Linked DNA regions of Mus musculus: region 1 is linked to region 2. Evidence: chromatin loops called from intact Hi-C (ENCODE). Cell type or tissue: left cerebral cortex. All regions are shown on one strand.

Region 1 (5,000 bases), 94 kb before region 2:
AAAGGGACTGGTGTGTATGTGATTTTTTTTTCTCCTTTGGGTAATAGAAAGGACACTGGTACAAGTGTCTATTTTAAGTGCAGCAAATGCAGAGTGTCGGGAGCGGCCGGCAGAACTGCCTCACTCAGACACTTCAAGATTTTTCTAATCGTGACAATCACATAGTTAGCTAAAAATGGCTGGAGAAGCCAACCTCGATGAGGTTTCGCTGACACCAGTGATGGCAGTGGGGGTGGTCTTCACGAGGCTGTGGGCTAATGCTGGCTGCTGTTTCACTAGATCAGATAGAGTTACGTTTTCCTTATCACTGGTTTAATGGACATGGCAGTTGTAACAAATTTAAAATGTGATACAATATAATTTTGTGTGTGAAAAGTACACGACTTGGCATAGCTTGGCTCTGGTGTCCTTCAGGGGAAATATCCTCCCAGCTGGAATGTTTGTCTTACTGTGAGCTTTGTGGTTTTTCTTTATCTTTTCTTCTCTGGATGCTGATTTTTCCTGGCTTAAAGAAGAACTGAGCAAATTCTTCTGCTAGGGACTTCGTTATACTTATAATTATAATTACGACGCCTTACTTAATAGGCATAGTAAAGAAGTAAAGAAGATGTTAAAAACTGAGCTAGCAATCAAAAAGTTGTATAGCTTGCTTACTTTGGGCTTCTAAAATGACTATGGGGATTCTATCTAAGTCAATGTAACTCTGATAGGCTGTTCCTTACATGTGTCATAGTTCATGGAAGTCAACACAGAGAAATTCCAACATATGGAAGAGTTAATTAGCTCAGGAATTTTCCCAGAACGTGGTAGATACCATATAAAAGCTATGTATTAATGAATGTACAAATTATATATATATATAATATATATACATATATAATATATATACACATAGGTATATGTGTGTGTACACACACACACACACACACGCACACATATATATATATAGTCAAGATATGTATTTGTGCATATAAACCTCAGTAAACTGTGCTCAGCAGGTCCCAAACAATAACACAATTCAAAAATTTCTAAACTATAAATAGAGATAATGAGTCAAATTTTTATCTTTTAAAACTTTGACCAATCTAATGTGCTCAGGTTGGGTGGGCACTCTGACCTGGAGACCTCCCATTATCCTTAATTTACTTACAATGTTTGGCTTCTTTATCAAGTACTCAACTATAGGGCTATTTGTGTGAAATGCCACAAGATCTCACTTTTGCTGAAGGTTTCTCTCTACAAATATCATCAATAACTAATCTGTGGCTAAAATTATACTTCGGTCTTGTCTCCCACAGTTTGAGGGGTTCACATCTGTTAGGATTAGTAGGAAAATTTCTGGTTGGTTCTCTGATGGTCTCTGTTGGGCTTTAGAAATGTTAATTGCTGGGACAGGAAAGGAAGCTGCGGAGTTGAATGACTTGATGTTATAAAAGAAAGGGATAGAAATCAGGGGATGGCCTGGAAAAGCCCCTGTGCTTAAGGCTGAAATGAACTTATGTCCAAAATAGGTATATCTTAAGGCTTAGCTTGGGAAACACCATTCTGGGGCCAGTTGCAGTATGCCTCAGGATCTTAGTAAGTGGATTTGGGACCAACCTCTACTGGAGACCTTTAACACATTATATCAGGCTGAGCTGGAGCCTCTGGCAGGGCTAAGGACTAAGGTAAGTGGGGCATAACCCTAGCCCCTTGGGAGCAGGGTTGGAATACTGCTGAGCATTTCTCCCAGTTACTCATTACGACTGGACCGACCTTAAGAGATGGTACGAGGGCTCTGAGAGTTAAGCCTTCTGCTCTGGTAGGATGGGATTTTTATGAGTCTCCATTGGTGACTGGATGGGTATGGTGCGTGGTATAATACCGCTCTCTAAGCCTTATACAGCTTGTAGGCTCCAGATACTAGGAAATGGAAAAGGAGCCCTCCACTTCCTCCCGAATCTGAAATAAGCATTTGCAATAGAAGAAAATGAGTCTGACAGACTCATTCCCTTCTGTGTTTCCTGCCTCGCGGCCTGCCAAGCACCGCTCCAAGGAGCCAAGCCCTGCTTTTCTTCTGTGAAAGACAGACAGACTTATAGGAACGAAGAGGGAACGGAGTTCTAAGGAAAGTCCAAAACAGGGCCTCAGTGAAGATTAAATATTAGTGAGCACAGTGGTTCTCTAAACAGGGACTTTCAGAGAAAGGCCAGACTCTTTGCATCTTGATGTCCGAGGAAATGTCTGTTTGACTTAAGAAGGCTTTACACTTCTTTTTTTTTTTTTTAAAAGAATAAGGTGTTAGATTAGAAAAATGAGAAGGTGGGACATAAACTATATTCCTGAGGTCTAAAACTTCCTCTTCAGGACTGAGATATTGGCCACACTTGCTTTCTCTAACTAATGAAATTATTGAATGTTTTCCTGAAAGAGAAGGGATATTACAGTGTAGAAGGAGGCAAAAATAGACCACTTTTTAAAAACAGTGCCAGTTGAAACATAGAAACAGACGTGGATGCTCCTGTAAGCAAGGTCTGCTGAATGTACATTTTAGGGACTGTAGACTGATAGATGGTTGTTAGTATCTCTCCTCTCACAAAAGCCTTGAGAACACCAAACTTCAGGAAAGCCAATGTCTCTGATACAGACAGGAAAAAAAATGCAACAGGTTTTGGTGACTTAAGTTGTTTTAAGGCTACTTTTGCAGCTGTGATCCGACACAGCTGCATGCAGCTGTACACCTGCCGTGCCTGCCACTGTGCCAGCCCAGCCAGTAGCTATACGTTTCCAGCATTCCTTTGACCCTTTTAGGGCAGTTGATGTCTTGGCAGTAAAGTACAATGAGGCACGTGATTGTTTATTGTACATGTCATGGAAGCAAGGCAGATTTTATATGCATCAGTACATGATTTTGGTTTTATATGACAATTGTATAACTGTGGAGTTTGGAAACTATCAGTAGAGAAGAAGGACTCTTCTCAGTTGTTCTAGGTATGTATTGGTGTTATAATGTATCCCCTGCACTAACTATTAAGATCATTGTGGAGATGGCTGGTAACAATGTTGCAAAGTGACCCAAAATAAAGCACTGTGATTGTCTGTAAAGGACTTGAAGCTAGGAAACTATAGCCAGACAAATAAAAACAGAGTTCCCTGTATACAGTTTATACGACTCAGGCTACTCAGGCCACTTGTCTTAGTTGCGCATGGTTATGGCCACCTAATGAGCCATCCGTGGGGAGTCAATCTTCCGCCATCTGACCCAGTGGGACTATAAATGTGGAAGCACTTTGTAATCTGCGAGGGGCTTTTTTACACATCTCTTCTGCACTATCTAAATTCCACTTCCTGACCTTTCTCTTAGCATAACCATAAAATAAAACTAGTCCACTGGGTCTGTGTTACGAGAGACATCTTAGACTCAGCCGCTGGCCCCTCCTCAGCACAGAGCTGAGCCTCATCTAAGCGAGTACATTCTTACTCCATCTGGAATAGAGTAAGGCTCTGCCTCTCTCCCTTTCCTCATCTATCTCTCTTAGCAAGTCCATGGGACTTTAAGAGTTGACCCCACAAGTCAGGCAGAACATACGGACACAGCAAGAGAGAGAAAATATTTTCCAGAACTAATTATCATTCTATAATGCTATGGTTATATTGATAACCATGCCTAGCAGAGACTATCAGAATCTCCTCTTCCCGGAACCCTCTCCCCCAGCTTGTGAATTGTTCTGCATTGGGAGTTTCCTCTTCCTTTGAAAGTGCTTCTCATGTGCTCTGCTTTTTGATAATACATGTCAGAATGTTGTGAAGTTCGGTAATGTAACTGACAGTTTCTTTTTATTACCATTTAAATTGTGGGTATGACTGATATGGTTGCCTATGAGTGAAACTATAGGTTAATTAATTTTAATTGAAATTACCTTTTTATTTTTTATAAAAACAGCACACAGTCATGGCAGAGATAGCAGAAGGAGGAATAGAAATGGGCAAAGAGTGGGGTTGGTGAGATGTTTAGCTCTTAGGGGCACACACTGCTCTTACAGAGGCCCGACTTGAGTTGGAACCACTCATGTCAGGCGGCTCACAACTGCCCGTAACTCTTGCTCCAGAGGATCTGATGCCCTCATCTGGCCTCTAAAGGCACTGCACACATAAGTACACATACTCCCACACAGTATAAACACACACATGCACTACAGCACAAATAATAAAAGTAATCAAATAAATCTCAGGCAAACAATAGGAAAAAAATAAAGCTCTAATTTCCCCACTAAACAAAATTGTCAGCATCTTATATACTTTTGCTGTTTTCCATGTGTGATGTACAATTTTAAAAAAGCAATGGATTTTCCTTTAAAACTTATTATAGCTTTTTAAGTTACTAAAATGTATTTACCACACATATTTTAGTGGCAAAATAGTATTTTATTGTATGATTAGACTGAAATTTATTTAACAAAGTTCCAATTGTTTGACACTTAGGTTTTTTTTTTTTTTCCCTAAGAGAACAGCATTGAGATAAGAATTTCTGAACATATATCTTTTTGTACCTTTTTTCTTAGGTTAGTTGCTAATGGATACAAATAAAATTGCCAAGTCAAATGGTATTTAAATGTTTAAAGATTTTAATTCACAGTTAAATTATCTTTTCTGAAAGTTGTAGCAATTAGAGTTCTCAGAAATATGAGTGTTCTCACAAGTATTATCATTTTCTTTGAAGAAAACAGAGATAGGCCTCACTCACATAGCCCAGGCTGACCTTGAAATCCTCATGTAGCAGACTTAGGCCTTGAGTTCCCGATCCTCCTGCTTCTACCTCTGCAGAGCTGTGATTGCAGGCATGTGCCACAATGCCCAGCTTATGCAGTGCAAGGGGCCTGACTTGGGACTCTGTGCATGGTAGGTGAGTGATCAACCAACTATATCTCTAGCCCTGAGCTTTGACATTTGTATAAGACCTCTAGTTGAATGAGAAGACTGTCAAAGGAACATTATGGGAATTTAGATTCAACAAGAATATA
Region 2 (5,000 bases):
AGCAAGACATATCTTGAGGTGGTATTTTCAAAAGTTGTTTACGATAGGGTCTAGTTACCATCCAGATAGGTACAACTCACCGGACATGGCCAGGTTACTTGAATGTGGTTCCTTCCTTTAAGGGGTCTGTCCATCACACAGTGACTTAGGATTTTGCTGTGAAGAAGTTAATATGGGTGCCGCCCACTGGCATCTCAAAGCCTGCTTCCAGCTCCCTCCGTCTCTGTACTCACTGCTGCCTCAGTCTGTTGGGGTTTAAAATGGGTCCCCTTTGAGTTCCATCATCCCACACGGCGATGTCACTGCAGAGCAGTCCTGCTGCACTGGCAAGGGGCATTATAGGCTTCAGGTGACCGTCCAGCCAGAGGCCACGATGCTTGCTTCTTTCCCTGTCACATAGGGCCTATCCTAGAACACATTTTAATTTTTCTCTGGCTTTATGGGGATAAGAGTATAAGGAAACGGTACTACCTCACCAAGATATTCATTAAAAAAAACACATAAAAATGAGCCCCAAGCAGAGCTATCCCTTCCACACAGACTCGCCATAGCCCCAACAACTCCTGACCATGTCATTTCGTTCCCCGATTCCACCTAGAGGCCTCATGACGAGTAACAGAAACCTTCACTAGATACAAGTGGTGCAATTTTCAAACATGCAGAGTACATATGGATTCCTTTAGAAACAACAGCCTACAGCGTAGCGGGGGAGCTCTGAGTGACACTTGTCGGGGTAGATTTCACTCTGTCAGGGAAATGATACGTAAGCACTGTCATTGCTGTGTCACTGACTCTGCTCGCTGCCCCTCCCCCTCCGGCCCGTATATCACAACAGGTAGTTCTCAGCTGTTCCCTCCGTGCCAGACATACATTTTATCTAAAGAGACAGCAGACAGAGCTACCTGCTGCTTCCTGTGCGGCTCTCCCTGTGTTTCTCTCCTTTTTCCTACTTCACTGGGGCTCTTAAAAATCAGCTGGCAGGGAGCCAGGAGCTCATCATTTTAATGCAGTGCAAAATGGAATATGCATAATTATATGCAAGCCATATGTGAGGGAGGCAAGCTCAGCTGTGGATTTCAGGAGGGCCAGGAGAGATAGAGATAGAGAGAGACAGAGGGAGAGATAGAGAGATAGAGATAGGAGAGGAGAGAGAGAGAAAGAGAGAGGGAGGGAGAGCATAAGCAGTTAGGGCTAAGAGAACATGAGAGCTGCAGGATGCAAATGTCCCCCTGATGAATGGATTAACGAGTGTACTTTGGACATGCCCCTTTCACCCACCTCTCCCTCACACCCCTCCAAGTCAGAAACCAATGGAGGTTAGGAAGAGAAGACTTCAGTGGGTGTTGCTGGTGAATAATGCGGATGCCTCTGTTGAAACATCAGCTTTCTCAATTGACAGCCTAGATCAAAATAACCAGGAACTTCTAATGCAGCTTCTTAATTAAATCTTTTTTTTAACTGCATTTAATAGAAGAATCATTGTTCTTATGAGATCATTGATCCTTTGGATCTTTATTTAAAAATTGAGGGCATCAATTTATCTCTAATAATATTACAGTTCAAAATATAACTATGCAATTTGCTTTTCTTATGGCCTTGCTATTAGAATTTCTTAAAAATGCTTTATCTAGAGATTGCTTAAGCATGTCAAAAACGTTTAAACACGTATGTATGTCACAGTCTCCTGACCGTGTGAGGAACTGTGTCACTACAACACTCGAGTGTTGGTGACACCCAACAAAATCAGTTGATTTGGGTCTGCTCTGTGTTCTTTGAACTATTCCACCATGATGAATTTGCATGTTGAAACCAAACAGTCTAAAGAAAAACAAATCTCAAATTTTGATACCTAAAGGGCATACTGCGTATTTAAACAAACTTCTTAATAATGTTGTTATTTCTGGATTCCCGTTTGTTTAATGATCTGAGCTTTTTTTTTCCTACCATTATTTGTAAGTCCCTAAATAGGCCATTATATTTCCCTTCAGGCTAGAGATGAAGATGGACGTGCTGAAACGTTTCCCCAGCAGCACTATGCTAAGGAAACTCCAAGGCTTGCCTTCAAGAATAACTGCGAACTACTTGTAAGAATGATATACTTACGACAAGTCTAGAATGTTACTTTAGCACAGTGAAAACAGTTTTTTTTTTTGCAAGGGTTTGTTCATGATTACATAATTTATGAAATATTATATTTTTCTGTATAGAGTTCTAAGTGCTAATTCTGATATCACTGCATATTAATTATAAGATCTCGAGTTGTTTGCAAATCTTTTATATCTGATTTTAAAGCTTGAATGGCCCTTTCTTTATTAGCTTGTTTTGGATTGTAGTTTCTAAGCAGCCACTTGGAGAATGGCTAGTAAAGATAAAAATATAACTTCGATACATGGAGCTTGAAGAATGCCCCACCCCACCCCACCCTTCCTCCTACGCCCGAGATGTGTGCTATTGTAGCAGACAAAGGTGGCTGAGTTTGCTTCAGATAGGAAAGAGAGCCCATTAGACACACAGCACTCCCTTTAGGATTCAAGTATTCCTCCACTCTCTTGCCAAACTCCATCGTCTCTCCCCTGCAGAAGGCTTAGAAGTAGTGACAGGGTGGGGGGATGTTTACTGTTGTGGGGGGAGCATCAGCTGTGACAAAGCTAGGTTCCAACGCAAGGTTAATTTGCTGTTCATTTTAGCATTTACAGGGAGACACGATGAGAAGCAAGCAGGAATGTCTATTATATTTCTATTAAATGAATCTGTTGGGGCCTTACATCCTTGATTAGCTTTTTGAAAACGAGTGCTCAGCAATGCATTTTCTGTCTACCTAAAGTAAACAGAGAATGAATTGTCATTTATTTGGCCAGTCAAACGCTGCTTTTGAAAATGAAGCTTTCGGAAGGATCTAGCGTGCTGTCCCTAAATGTTCTTTTCTTTTCAATTGCATTAAAGCAAAACATTTGCTCCAACTAAACGAAAACAGGGAAAGAAGATGAAGATGCTCAGCTGTTAACATTTGAGGTGGCTTCATTTCTGTTTGGATGTTTGGCCCAGTTTAGAGGTTTGCCAGGTCACTGCATTAGGAATTCCCACGAGTGACAGCCTTTGGGTTTGGCTCTGACAGTAACTGTCCGTTAAACACAAAGCGACCGGAGAGCAGGAGAGTGAATGGTACAGGCCTTGTCCATTCCAGCTGCAGCAGCTGCAGAGTGAGAACCTCCTTCAGGCAGCACAGCAGACACGGTCACAATGGTGCCACTCAGCCCGTGTGTGCAGCGCCCTTGACCAACTATGCTGCAGGCAGACTCACTGCTTATAAATGCAGTTGTTGGCATGAAAATTTAACTCGCCTGATATTTTATTTGAGGGCTCTTAAACATCCAGGTCTGCTGTAACATTTTATATTCCTCAGGGTATTTTCACAATGCTTTTAATGCCGTCTTGGTAACTGTGGTCATCCATGCCTGGGGGTTAGAGGGGAGCATTTGTGCTGTTTTAGGATCAGAATGCTTTTAGGACTGGCTCCCTTCTTTGTAGAAAGATTGTGAAGACTAATATACCATTCTTAGGTTTCCCCTATGTGTTGGAAAAGTAAATGTGCTTTAGAGTATACTGGAGGAAAAGAAAATTTTTAAAAAAAAATGTGAACATCATTTCCAGATCCGTTTAGAGAAGGTGCACACGCTTGCGTTGCCTGACTGACAGCCCTGCTGAGTTGGCGGGAGTTTCGAGAGGTTTGGTGCGAGCTTCACTGCAGTTTCTGTTAGAAATGCTTGCCCTTGTTCAGCTTACTTTCCCTATGATGAAAAAGAAGACAGAAAGCACAAGTAAGCGTATCTCTTTAAGAAGAAATTACAAACAGCGGCCAGCTGTTAAGAATAGCGGTGATTGGCTGTTGCTAAGGCCTGAGCAGGACTATTCCTTTGCAAAAGAATTGTTCATTCTTAAGAGAGAAATACAACTTTGGAGTTTTCTTACTACAGCTTGGAGGAGATATTTAAGGAATCTGACAGGGAGGACTGCAAACTCTACTCCAAAGTGCCTTTTTAGCTTAAGGGTGGTTCTGGCGTCTTCCTTGGCTAGCTGCAGCCCCAGCAGCAGCCTGTTGGGAAAGCATGAGAAAAGCTGGGATTGCAGAGGTCTTTGGTGTTCCCAGGTGACCAGAAGCACACAGCTGAAAGCTTGTCCCCCTGGGCTATAGGGATTTCAGACAGAAAGGGGCCTGGACCAGGTAGACAGGACATTGACTCTATGATATTGATGGTTGAATGTCTCTGCGTCCCTCCCCTAGCCCACACTTCTTGGAAGAGGCAGAACTATTGAGTAACTTATGAAAGAAAGAGAGAGAGAGAGAGAGAGAGAGAGAGAGAGAGAGAGAAAGCAAGCAAGCAGAGTAAAATCAGAGTATGCCTGGAATACACAAGCGTATGTAATCAGAAGGCACCAACAAAGAAAGCATTGGCTATAGCAGTGACTGTGCGTGCAACTGTAGAGTTCCTGTACGGTATTGATTTTTCCATTAAATCCCAAACTGTGATGTGTGCCTTCACACTAATGCACTATACACATGACTGGAGATATTTAGCTTGCTGACCAAGATTCTCTCTTTGGTGGTAACATAGTGGTTTCTAAATTAATTTTGGAAGCACAAGGCTATAAAGGCTAGTGATTACATAAACAATTCCTATGGGATGGGTCAGAGTTCAGTGTGGTCACCTAGCTCTTCATAGGCAGGTGTGTGTGTGTCTGTGTGTCTGTGTGTCTGTGTGTGTGTGTGTGTGTGTGTGTGTGTAAGAGGGAAATTTGCTTTATAATCAAACTATGACCAAAGGAAACAACTTTCAGTAAAAGCAAGTATGAGAGATTTCTGTCGGTCTTGACACTAACAGCACTATTAACATTCAAGACTAAGAATGGAGAACAGTTGGAGCCAGCCATGGCGACCAGTGCTTGCACCAGATTCCAGTCCCATCGCCAGTCTCCATATGATCACTCAGGTTCTCCCTGGA

The links. Hi-C counts contacts between places; a loop is a spot of excess contacts. Peaks named below come from ENCODE experiments on the same cell type or tissue, not always from the same donor. Only the 100,000 strongest peaks of a DNase experiment are listed, where the experiment ranks them.
Region 1: a loop joins it to region 2, with 14 times the contacts of the local background. A loop is called at or near these places in 4 of 42 quality-filtered maps.

What each region holds. Positions count from the first base shown.
Region 1 is chr10:43,166,117-43,171,116 of GRCm38, reverse strand. All of the region lies in intron 1 of Sobp (sine oculis binding protein), which reads left to right. It overlaps Gm51799 (a long non-coding RNA gene), which reads right to left. Exons shown (of 3, transcript XR_003949000.1): 3 at 1,438-5,000. Among named protein-coding and RNA genes, the nearest start is that of Gm51799, 4.4 kb to the right of the region's middle. In left cerebral cortex, a CTCF peak has its summit at 4,104 (motif pointing left); DNase peaks (open chromatin) are centred at 63 and 1,956; H3K4me3 peaks cover 837 bases; H3K27ac peaks cover 346 bases.
Region 2 is chr10:43,071,677-43,076,676 of GRCm38, reverse strand. Sobp (sine oculis binding protein) reads left to right here. Exons shown (of 7, transcript NM_175407.3): 5 at 1,989-2,084. Among named protein-coding and RNA genes, the nearest start is that of Gm47815, 39 kb to the right of the region's middle. In left cerebral cortex, a CTCF peak has its summit at 633 (motif pointing left); DNase peaks (open chromatin) are centred at 189, 963, 3,103 and 3,913; H3K27ac peaks cover 1,729 bases.